2 separate regions of the Homo sapiens genome follow, and region 2 is linked to region 1. A link is a contact called in ENCODE Hi-C or POLR2A ChIA-PET data. All regions are on one chromosome and are shown on one strand. Each heading gives the region's core, a stretch centred on a gene start or an enhancer-like site at or near the end of the contact. The rest is flanking DNA. Distances are from core to core; before and after follow the strand shown.

Evidence for each region. Hi-C counts contacts between places; a loop is a spot of excess contacts on that map. ChIA-PET counts read pairs that join two places held with the same protein, here RNA polymerase II (POLR2A). Pooled maps may share reads with other maps.
Region 2: a loop to region 1 is called in a pooled map, with 3 times the contacts of the local background. The contact joins the enhancer-like site here to the promoter of TEX10 in region 1. A Hi-C loop is called at or near these places in 2 of 50 pooled maps. POLR2A ChIA-PET finds 5 or more read pairs at or near these places in 3 of 52 experiments (GM12878, OCI-LY7 and common myeloid progenitor, CD34-positive).

Annotation. Positions count from the first base shown.
Region 1 is chr9:100,350,299-100,356,194 of GRCh38, reverse strand. TEX10 (testis expressed 10) reads left to right here and starts at 3,253. Exons shown (of 15, transcript NM_017746.4): 1 at 3,253-3,423. It overlaps LOC105376177 (a long non-coding RNA gene), which reads right to left and starts at 3,145. Exons shown (of 4, transcript NR_188642.1): 1 at 2,614-3,145; 2 at 2,100-2,198. RefSeq lists enhancers at 2,926-3,560, 3,965-4,014 and a silencer at 3,075-3,624.
Region 2 is chr9:100,055,177-100,061,072 of GRCh38, reverse strand. It overlaps ERP44 (endoplasmic reticulum protein 44), which reads left to right. Exons shown (of 12, transcript NM_015051.3): 2 at 901-973; 3 at 3,214-3,253. Among named protein-coding and RNA genes, the nearest start is that of ERP44, 41 kb to the left of the region's middle. RefSeq lists enhancers at 1,909-2,008, 2,169-2,228. Within about 2 kb of position 2,237, at least 3 of the 41 ENCODE cell types and tissues checked have a DNase peak (open chromatin) inside an H3K27ac peak, as active enhancers do; they include GM12878 and OCI-LY7, where a contact is called at or near this core.

The sequences.
Region 1 (5,896 bases), core at 2,004-4,503:
CCAAAACTCATTTTGAAATTTAATTGCCACTCTAACAGTATTGAGAAGCCGGACCTTTAAGAGGTGATTAGGTTATGAGGGCTCTGCCCTCATGAATAGATAATTGTTATTGTGGGAGTGGGTTAGTTATCCTGGGTGTGAGCTCTTGACAAATAGGATGAATTCAACCTGATTTGTTCTCTCTGTCTCTAGAGCTCACTTCTGCCTTCTACCCTTCTGTCATGGTATGGATGACCCTCACCAGATGCTGATGCCACACTCTTGGACTTCTCAGCTGCAGAAGCATTAGCCAAATAGTCTTCTGTTCATTGTAAACTACCCAGTCTGTGGTATTCTGTTATAGCAGCAGAGAATGGACTTAAACACTGGATTTCCGGTTTGCTTGAAAAATGAGAAGATTTGCATTTCCTCATGACAACAGTTGACTGTTGCTGAAGATCTGCTGCTTCCTTTAGTCAGGCCAGGAGTACTTCTGTCAGCTACATAGCCACCAGACCCACTTAATGGGCTGAGTCTATAAACCCTGTGCTGCAGTGAAGTAGGGAAACAATAAGAGCTAGTGTTTGCTCAGCACCGCTATGTAGCAGGTGCTTCCTAGACATTTATTCAACAAATATTTATTGAGGGCCTACTAGGTGCCAGACACTGCTCTAGCTACTTGGAATATACCAGGGAATAAAACAAACGACCCATGTAAAACTTACATATTAGTGGTGGATGAAGGACAGAATCAAATAATCATTATGATAAATAAGTAAATTACATGGTATATTAGAAGGCGATATGTTCTTTTTTATTTTATTATTATTATACTTTAAGTTTTAGGGTACATGTGCACAATGTGCAGGTTAGTTACATATGTATACATGTGCCATGCTGGTGTGCTGCACCCATTAACTCGTCATTTAGCATTAGGTATATCTCCTAAAGCTATCCCTCCCCCCTCCCCCCACCCCACAACAGTCCCCAGAGTGTGATGTTCCCAGAAGGTGATATGTTCTAAAGGGAAATTGCAAGTCCTGGGAGAAGGTAATTTGTTATTTTAAATGAGGTGGTCAGGGTAGGGCTCCCTGAGAAGATATTTGAGTGGACTCGGGAGGAGAGGGAGTTAGCCACATGGACTTATTGGGGAAGAGTGTTTCAGGCAGACAGAAAAGCTAAAGAAAAGGTCCAAAAGCAGGAGTGTGTCACTGGTGTTTGAGGAAGGCAAAGAAGCAAGTGTGACTGGAGCAGAGTAAAAAAGGGGAGAGTGGAAGGAGGAGTGCTCAGATGGTAAGAGACTGTGTCAGAATATGGAAGAGCTTGAGAACTGATATGGTTTGGATATTTGTCCCTGCTCAAATCTCATGTTGTGTTGTAATCCTCAATGCTGGAGGTGGGGCCTGGTGGGACATGCTTGGGTCATGGGGGTGGATCCCTCATGGCTTGGTGCTTGTTTAGTGATAGTGAGTTCTCATCAGATTTGGCTGTTTAAAAATGTGTGGCACCTCTCTCTCTCTCTGTCTCTTTTCTTTTGCTCTCTCTCTTGCTCCTGCTTTCAACATGTGACATGCCTGTTCCCCCTTCACCTTCTATGATTGAAAGCTCCCTGAGACTTCACCAAAAGCAAGCAGATGCCAACATAATGCTTCCTGTAAAGCCAGCAGAATCATGAGCCAATTAAACCTCTTTTCTTTGTAAATTACCCAGTCTCAGGTATTTCTTTATAGCCATGCAAGAACAGCCTAAGGGAAGGCCCTAGAAAGGACTCTGGGTTTTACTCGAAGTGAAATAGGGAGCCATTAAAGGGTTTTGAGCCAAAGAGTGATCTGATCTAACCTAGATCTTAAAATAATCACACAGCTGCTCTGCTGATACCAGACTGTAGGGGGAAGAAGGACAATAAGGGAAGCAGGAAGATGTGTTTGCAGGCTTTTTGCAGTGATCAAGAAGCGGCTTGGACCAGAATGGTAGCAGGGGAGGTGTGTTAACTGGTGAAAGTTAGGATGTCTTTAAAGGTAGAGTCAATCTCCAGATGGATTAGATGTGAGGTGTGGAACAAAGAGGCCAAACCAAAAACCCAAAGGTTTCTGCTTGAGTAACTGCAAGGACAGACTTACTATTTGAGATGAATAAGCTGTAGGAAGAGTAGATTTCAAGGGGAAAATCATCAGTAGCTCTGTTTTGGACAAGTTGACCTTGAGATGTATACTGGATATCTGAAGGAAACATTGAAAAAACTGTTGGATACAAGTTTGGAGTTCCAGGGACTTGTCTGGTTGGCAATAAATCTTTCCTCTTCTGATCTAGTCTCATAGCTTTAAACAGAATATAATGCCACATAATGCCAATGACTCCCAAATATTTATGGTTATGGTCGATTCCAGGCAGATTGTGGTGATGTGGCCATATTGCCAGCAAAGGGAGGTCAGGGTTTCTAGCGCTGCCTCTTTATCTCCGATTATGGAACAGGCATGGTTTTAGTTCCAGTGCTTGGGTCTCCCTGGATTTAGACATCATTCCTTTGAATTCCCACCCAATATAATGAGGGTCAATATCTTCGCTAGCTTTACTAAGTCTTAATTATCTGGTGAGGTGTAGACACAAATTTGAATCAAGGTCTGAAGTCCTTACCTGGGGCTCTTTCTTCCATGCCATCATGCCAGTCTTTGTGAAGACATTTTTCAAAGGCTCATTCTTCTTACCTCTTTTCTAGGAATTTTAGTTTATTTCTTTACTTAACTTCAGAAATTAATTTCTCACTTCATTTTAGTAGCAGGAATGTTAGTGCTGAGAAACTGAGATGTTAGGGAGAATCCTTGACCAAGACTTCCAGGCTCTAGATACTAGGTGTGTCTTGCTCTAATTAAGGAAATCTTATCTGCTCCATCTTAGCCCAGTTTAACGTCCCCAGGAATTCCATCTTCTGCAGTCCTAAACTTTTCCCTTTTTCAATTCAGTGCAACTTATACTCTTCTCTGAAAGTGGCTCCAGGTCTGAAGAACTGTGGTCTGGGAGGAATAGAAAAGCATGCTCAGCTATAACCAGGCCCACATCCCCTAAGTTGCCTGCCCACCAAGTTACGGGCCGGACTTATGCGCCACGCTTTGTCCGGGGACCTCGCGCTGTCCTCCCTCCGGTTCCCACAGAGCAGGGGGCTTCCGGCGGGGTACCCTCCTCTGTGGGCGGGGCCTACCGCTCCCGCTCCCGCCTCCCCGGTTGCGCGCGGCTGCGGGCTGCGATCACGTGAGCACAGCAGGGAGGGGGAGGGGCCCTGATTTCCGGGCGGCGGAAGGAGACGCGGCCGCGTGAGGACGAGGCTATTTGAAAACACGCTCCGGGAGCTAGAGCCTGAGGTCGGCGGCGCACGCTGTTGCCCCGTGGGCTTCTGCTCCCTCGCTTGTCTTCTCGGGCTTCTCGCCCCGGCCGCGGCCGGGTCCTCAGGTAAGCGGCCGTCGCCCGTCGGGCCGGGTCCTCCCGGGGCGCGGGACTGAGCGTGGTGGGGCCGTCGCCCCCCGATCCGCGGCCCAAGCGGGCAGGGTCGGCCGTGCACGATTTGCGTCCCCCGGGTCTGGGCCGCGGCGTCCCTCCGAGCTGGGCCTGGGTGTGCGGCCGGCACTGCGGGGGCGGGACCCCCTAGGGCGTTTGCGGAGCTTCAGGTGACTGGGCGGGTTCGCCTGGTTTCGGGTCCGAGAGAGTTTTAGCCCGGAGTGTGTGAATCGGGCCCCACTTCCCCGACTCTGGTCCTGGCCGGCGTCCCTTGGAGTAGGAGGAACGATGGTTTCCTAAAACCCATGGTGTGTTCGCCTCTGGGATGGATGCAGGACCGAATACGGAGTGGGGATGAGCTGGCGTCCCCTGTTCCGTCCTCTGGTCGCCCAGGCGGGAGAGTTAAGCGAGCGGAAGGGGACTACCAGTTTTCTGGGGTCGCCCCTGCCTGGGCCATTTGCTTTTTGGGAAGTCTGTCGCCTCTGGTTGGCCCCTCAGTGGAGTTTGGAGGAACTCATGAGTTTAAGGGTTTGGGGAGGAAATTATCAAAGGCCGAGTGCAGTACGATCGTTCTCTCTGATTTTTTTTGGAAAAGAAGGTGGAAATGAGGAAGGGTAAGAAGGTGGCAGGCAAACTATTTATAGTTGGAATTTAGTTCGATTGAAATCCTAAAAACGCTAGGATCTGCCTTTTGTTGGAATTAGAAAAGACCTACAGTAGGAATGTGTGACATTCAGCTTTGAAACTATTGGGGATCGCAAACCTAAGGACTAGTGATGTGAGCTCCTCCTCTGAGACTGGCGTTCCTACCTTTTGCTAAAAACCGGCTACTGTAAAAGTGGCTTAGTGGGACTTTTTGATTTGCTGTGTTATGAAAATCTTTGTTATAAGTTAAAGTCAATTACTAGTAGAACTTTGAGAGTTCTTCGCATGAAAATGCTTTGTATCCCGTAATAATATTACTAGGTTTGAAAAGTCAAGGAAGGTCAATCAGCCTTCTTAATTTTCCTAACAGAGAAAGCATTAATGTGACTAATACAAAGCGATAGATAATATGGCATGAAGTTGACAGTAGACTGTTGAAGATCTATCAGGTGGTTAATGGCTAAATAGAACCCACAGGAGTGGAGGAGGAAGGGAGTTAATTTTTCTGAATGTCCTGTACCATTTACTTTCGTGTCTAGTACCAGCTAGTAATAAAATTGTAGGAAAAGCTCACAAAGTGTGCTTGCTTAATTAATGAAAACCATTTTTGTATTAAAAGAGGCCAGGTGAGTATCATGGCCTTCTTTTTAGGCCTTATTCCCTCCCACCCACCCACCCACCGACCCCCAGCTTTTTTTTTTGTTTTGTTTTGTTTTTTAAGACTAAGGTAACTAGAGGTGTGGGTGAGATGAAAATTTGGTAATAGGGACAAATGAAATAAGCCAAACTGTTTTGCCACGAAGACTTCCAGTCTTCAGGTTAATTCTGGTATGTTAAAGGTGGTTTTGCAGAGCTCAGTTCTGTGAATGAATCCCTTTTCAACTTCTTGATAAAGGCGTGACTTCCAAACTTTTCTGAGGTACATTGTTAAAATGGGTTTAGTTCCACCTACCTTGCATGGTTCTGTGCAGATTGTATACTGAGGTACACAATGCATCTAGTACCGGGCTTGGTATGTCCTGATCCTGAGACTTGAGGGACACGCACATGTTTATGCTTTGAGCATACGTATTTAACCATGTACCAGGCACAGTTCTGAGTGTTTTACAATTGTGTATGATTATCCCTATTTTGTAGATAGAAATTGGGACAGTGTACAGCTGGAAGGCGTCAGAGTTTGGATAAAAGCCTAATCAATCTGGTTGTAGAATTGGTTCTTAACCTGTGGGAAATCCTACCTCATGGCGATCTAATATAACCCTGTAATTAAGTAAATTTGGATATATTGTCATAGCTGATTGGCTTCTGAATTCCTTGAACTTGAGCTGTTCAGTATTGCACTGGCCATTTTATTAATATTGTAATAAAGGAAACTTTCGTTTTACCCATTTTTTTATACCCTCATGTGTAGCATTGTCACTTTTTATGGCCAGGCACAGGATAATTATGATAAACCAGGAGATTAGCAGAAGTTTTATATATTCCAGAGGTACTTACCCTATTCAAGTGGTGTACAGTATTGTTCTCAGGTGTGGAAAAGGCTTCAAGAAGAATTTAGCTGGTTCCAGGTAGAAGAGGCTATTGTTTTAGATAGAGATTAGCTTGTGGGAAGATAAAGCTGGAGAGGATGGATGGGGCCACATTAGGAAGGACCTCATATGTCCTGCTAAGGAGGTTTTACTATGTATGAGGAATAGAACAGCTGAGAACTCTTGAGTCTTGGTCATGAGATCTGTGTTCAGAGAGAGCTGTTTCGTAAAGGGCCAGTGGACTAGAGAGGAGA
Region 2 (5,896 bases), core at 988-3,487, 290 kb after region 1:
TTATAAAAGTTTTGAGTCTGTCATAAGTGCTGAAGTATTCAGGAAATGGGTGGGCAAAGGAATAGTCTTCAGCACTTTGATCAGAGCCTGACATTAGTTGTCATTCAGTAAAAAGCAATGATTTAGTAAGTGAATTTCCATACACAAACTCTATTTCAAACAAAAATCTCTTCAGGCAGCAAACACCAAGTCATTGAAGTTGGAAACTAAAAATAAAATACACTAAATTTTACTTTTTAAAATAAGTAAACATTTGCTAGTTTAGTTTAAAATTTTATATTTTCTTTGTTTTGTAGATGGGAGGCTAAGATTTTCTTTGATAAACTTGAACTTTGGATTTCAGGTTCATTAAAGTGCAAAAACATTCTTATTTTCTTTTTAATAGCCTCTCATGTAACACATTGTTGTCACCAATAAGTGAAAATTATACCGGAAGGGCTTTTGGTTTACAACTTGCAAAAGTCTTTCTTGCATTCTTCATTATTTTCTTCTGTCTTAGAAACATGGCAGGATAGAATCAGCAGACTTAGCTTTGGTTTTTATGTTTATACTTTAAACACTGATAATCTCACAAATTTTTTCTTGTGGTGCTATAAAGTTCTTGAAAGTGTTAATTTGAAAAGATATGTATATTCCCAGTTTTCCTAATTCCTTAGAAGCTATTTTGTATATTTGCAAGTATAGAAAGTTTTATTTGACCAATTTCTAGGTTTGAGAAGCTAATATTTCTCCTATTTCATTTATCTAGTAAAAGATTAGACTAGATAATAAAGATTCAATTCAATTGATGTATAATTTTCTAAGGAACAAGTGGAATCACACATTTATTTTTAGACTTCGCTTTTACGTATTTGTCTTTTGTGGACACATTTATTAATTTCTCATTTTTTAAATTTTCAGGTAACTTGGGTTTTTACTCCTGTAACAACTGAAATAACAAGTCTTGATACAGAGAATATAGATGAAATTTTAAGTAAGTACCTCAATATTTTTAAAGTGTACTCTTTCTTCTCTATAGAGAGTTAGTTTATATATACAAAAAAAAAACCCAATAAAATCTCAGTTAGCTAGCACAGATGAAGAGCTGGCATTCTGATTAATTCCATGACTTTCTGAATTATCAAAGCACTTTTGGTTACTTTTAGTGTTTTTTATTTATTTAACTTGATATAGATACCATTCTTAACAATTCACGAAATGTTTTGATAAGCCTACTTAGAGACCAATAGTTCTCACTGTGCAGAACTAAATGTTAATGACCTTAGGACACAGCCTAGACTTTTTTTTCTTTTTTCCCTTTAATTAGATCACCTATTCTGATCTCTTTTATTGTTATTGGTCCAGTTAAGCTCAGTACTTTTTTTATTTTTTATTTTAGAGAAAGGGTCTTGCTTTGTCACCCAGACTGGAGTGCAGTGGCATGATAATATTATAGCTCACTTCAGCCTTGACCACCTCCTGGGCTCAAGCAATCCTCTTTCCTCAACCTTCCAAGTTAGCTAGGACTACAGGTGGGCTCCACTGCACGTAGCTAATTTTAAATTTTTCTTGTAGAGACATGGTCTTGCTATGTTGCCCAGGCTGGTCTTGAATTCCTGACCTCAAGCAGTCCTCTCATCTTGGCCTCCCAAAGTGCTGGGTTTACAGGCATGAACCACCACACTTGGCCTAATAAGTTTTTTACTGAATGGTTTGTTTGCTGACAATGTGGTTGTGGATATAATTAACTTGAGAGAAACCATTTCTTGTTTTTTAAAAATAGTAAAGGAAAGGTGAAGATGTGGTTGATAGAAAATCGTAACTTAGGAGCTTTAAGAAAATGTACAGTGTGCATAAATGATTTCTTTTTTTAATCCTCCATCTGACACATATAATAGAGGCAAAAGGAGTTACAACATTCATTGAGTGTAATATATTATGTTCCTGGACCTTTAAATGCTAAAAGTCTATTCCTGTCTTATGGAGTCTCTTTAGAGGAGTGGTTCCATGAACTTTAGCATGTATCAGAACCACCTGGAACACTTATTAATATCTATACTGCTAGGAAACTGCTAGACCCCTACCTAAAGATTTGCATTTCTTAAGGATTTACATTTCTGTGAGTTCCCAGGTGATGTTGGTGTTTCTGGTCCAGGAACCACAGTTTGTGAACCACTGCTTTAGAGCGAATAAGCAAGTATATAAAAAGTAACTTGAAGGTAAAAAGGGAAGAAAGGAATTGAAACTCACATGTCATTCTCACTTCTGTCATCTTTCCAATTCTAGAATATCTTTGTGTTTTATTTTCATGAGTGCTTGAGGACTTTACGTTTCTCTGAATTAGGGATAGGCAAAAAGCACTACATCTTTCTCATGTCTTTACATCTTGATGTGCAAATGATGCTGTTATTTTTGTAGGGGGGAATAACTTAAATGGATAGGAATTAAAAAACTGGCGTCTTGTGCAACACTATTAGTTGTAGATTACTTGTTGCAACTAGGTGGTATATGTGAGGTTTAAAAATAACTTAGTTATACAGGTCTTTTCTGTGATGTGGGATTTTATTTGCAGAACTAATTCTCAGTTATTCATGAATATGGAAGATCAAAAAATAAAATACAGATCATTCCACTTTACTTTTTATGATCGTAGCTTACTTGCCTTATCTGGACTTTATTTCACATTTGCTTTAAATTCATTTAAGATGCAACGAAGGAAGCCCGGTGTGATGGCTCATGCCTGTAATCCCAGCACTTTGGAAGGTTAAGGTGGGAGGTTGCTTGAGGCCAGGAGTTCGAGACCAGCCTGGGCAATATAACCAGATCCTGTCTCTACAAAAAAATACAAAAATTAGCCAGGTGTGGTGGTGTTTGCCTGTAGTCCTAGCTACTTGGGAGGGTGAAGTGGGAGGATCACGTCAACCCAGGAGTTTGAGGCTGCACTGGGTTTTGATCATGCCACTGCACTCTAGCCTGGGCAATAGAGTGAGACCCAGTCTCCATAAAATAAAAGATACAGTGAACTTATAAAGATAAAGCATACAGAGAAAAGAGACAAAGTTTCCCATAAATTATATAAGCTGTCCATGACTCTAGGTTTCTGAGTGAGAGATAATAGTTACTGTGTTTTTTTAAGTGGACCCTTATATTGGACAAAGATCATAATGAAACTGTATGTTTAATTATGTCAAAATTATTACAAATATCTTATTTGGTTTTGTCTTTCAATTTCAGACAATGCTGATGTTGCTTTAGTAAATTTTTATGCTGACTGGTAAGTAATCTTATTGTTTGGGTTTGGTTTTGTTTTTACTTGCTAAAGGTTAATTTTTCTTTGCTAGAAAGGGGAAGGGAAGGCTTTTTCTATTTCAAGACAGTATTCCATACATAAAGTCAATTAAGTTTCATCCACAAGGGAAGTAGTTTAATTTGGTAAGGATTTCTGTTTTAAGAAAGAAATAGAGCTGATTCTGTTATCTTATATCTTAAAACAAGTAACATATAACTCAAATATGACTCTCTCCACCCCCGACTCAAAGGGAACACATATTGCAATTCCGTATTTGTCCTGACTGTGGAAGAAGGGTAGTGTTTATAAGTCATGATTTGGGTATGTCAAGTTTAGAAGGAAAAATAATGTTGACATTTTTAAATTTATAGAATCTGCTGCCTCTGTCTTTTGTGTTTATACAGTACCCTATGTACCACTTTCTTTTTCTTACTAAATGTTTTGTCTTTTCTTGTTTGTGCCCTAGCAAACAAACTTTGAGGGCAGAGATAATGGCATACTCAGTATTCCCAGCATCTAGAACAACATGGTATATAGTAGATGTTACAGAATATGGCATGGAGATAGGAAGAAGGGAGATTCAGCTGGAAAGATTCTGAAACACAAGGGAGATTTAGCTGGAAAGATTCAGCATAGTCTTTATCCCTAGACACTCTGTATCTTATCTGACCCTTTAAGGCTTACTACCTACTGGCTGTCACTACCATACTCCAGGCCACAGTCCTGTCATTTACTTAAAATTCATGCTACAGTCTCCTCATTTCTTTTCTGTGCCTCTAGTCTTACGTATCTCCATTCTGTTCTCTACAATGTAAGCCAGAGTTATCTTTCTTACAGTGTAAATAAGATTAGTTTATACCCCTTCTTAAAGCCCTTAAAATGTTTCCATTACCTTTGGGTTAAAGTTTAAATCCTTTACTTTGACCCAGAAGGCCCCTTATGAACTGGTCTCTTATTCCCTCTGTAGCTGTTATGTCTGGCCTCTCTCCACTTCCACATTCTGCTCCAGTTATACTAAACTTCTTTCAATTCCTATAAAATTCTGTATTTCATCACTGGACTGTGAGGCATGATATTTCCCCTGCCTGGATGGATCATTCTTCTGTCGCCCACTTCTTTACTTAGTTAAGTTCTAATCTTTCAAGTCTTAGATTAGATGCCATTTTCTTCAGGTTATCTTCCTGGATCAATACACCTACCCCTACTCTTGACTCTGATTAGGAGCCCTTCTGTTATTTCCGGTAACACCCATACTTACCCAATCATAACACTTGTAGGCTATAATCCTAGTTGGTGACTCTCTACTACATTGTTTGCTCTGTGAGAATACATACCATAGTTTTATTTTCAACTTTAATCCCCAAGCACTTTGCTTAAAATGTGGCTGATAAGTACATAATGTCTACTGAATGAATGTATATATGGTATGATTATTTAAAGAACTTTAGTAAAAAGTTGAAGATACACAGAGAAAATGCTGTTTATAAAATATGTCTCAAAGGTAGCATTTTTCAAAGTAAATTAGGGTTGTCAAGATGTATTAATAGCCAAAAAATTTGGTAGAAGATTATGTAGTCCAATCCATTTTAAAATAAGAAAACTGAGATCCAGGGGATTGAAGTACTTTCCCAAGGTTACCCAACTAGATGATGTCTGAAGAAAAACTAGAACGACTTTCTCCTGACTGAGAGATTTTGTGTGTTGCAAGAAAGGGTAATAGAATGTGCTGCTGATCTTTTGAAAAAACTGAATTGGAAACATGGACTGAGTTATTTGGGAAAACATTACCTAAAGAATACCTTAAGTTGTTGATGAATTAATACTCTTTTATATGGCTGAAAAAGCTTGGGTAATTGGCTGTAAGACATAGACTTAATACTATGTGGCCTCAAAGTCTAGACTCTGAGTTCATTCTGGAAGTTATGGATGTGGCACAGTTTAATAATTCTGTAATAGAGGTGCTTAAAAATACTGCAGCTCCTTGAGTAATACTGTAGTAGGTGGTTAATAATGCTGTTTTGTGCCAGACTATTTTTTAAAAATTACCTAATATTTATGGGAACATAGTAGGTATATATATTTATGGGGCACATGAGATATTTTGATAGAGGTGTACAAAGTAGGATAATCACATGGCTGGGCACAGTGGCTCACGCCTGTAATCCCAGCACTTTGGAAGGCCGAGGCGGGCAGGTCACCTGAGGTCAGGAGTTCCAGACTAGCCTGACGAACATGGTGAAACCCCGTCTTTACTAAAAATACAAAAAATTAGCCGGACGTGGCAGGCACCTGTAATCCCAGCTACTTGGGAGGCTGAGGCAGGAGAATTGCTTGAAGCCAGCAGGCGGAGGTTGCGGTGAGCTGAGATCACACGGTTGCACTCCAGCCTGAGTGACAGAGCGAGACTCCGTCTCAAACAAAAACAAAAACAAACAAAAAAAACACACATCAGGGTAAATGGAGTATTCATTAATTCAAGGATTCATCATTTTTGTTACAAACATTCCAGTTTTACTCTTTTAGTTATTTAAAAATGTACAATACATTTCTGTTTAGTCATCCTGCTAGATCTTATTCATTCTAACTATATTTTTGTACTCATTAACCATCCCCATCCAGACTCTTTAC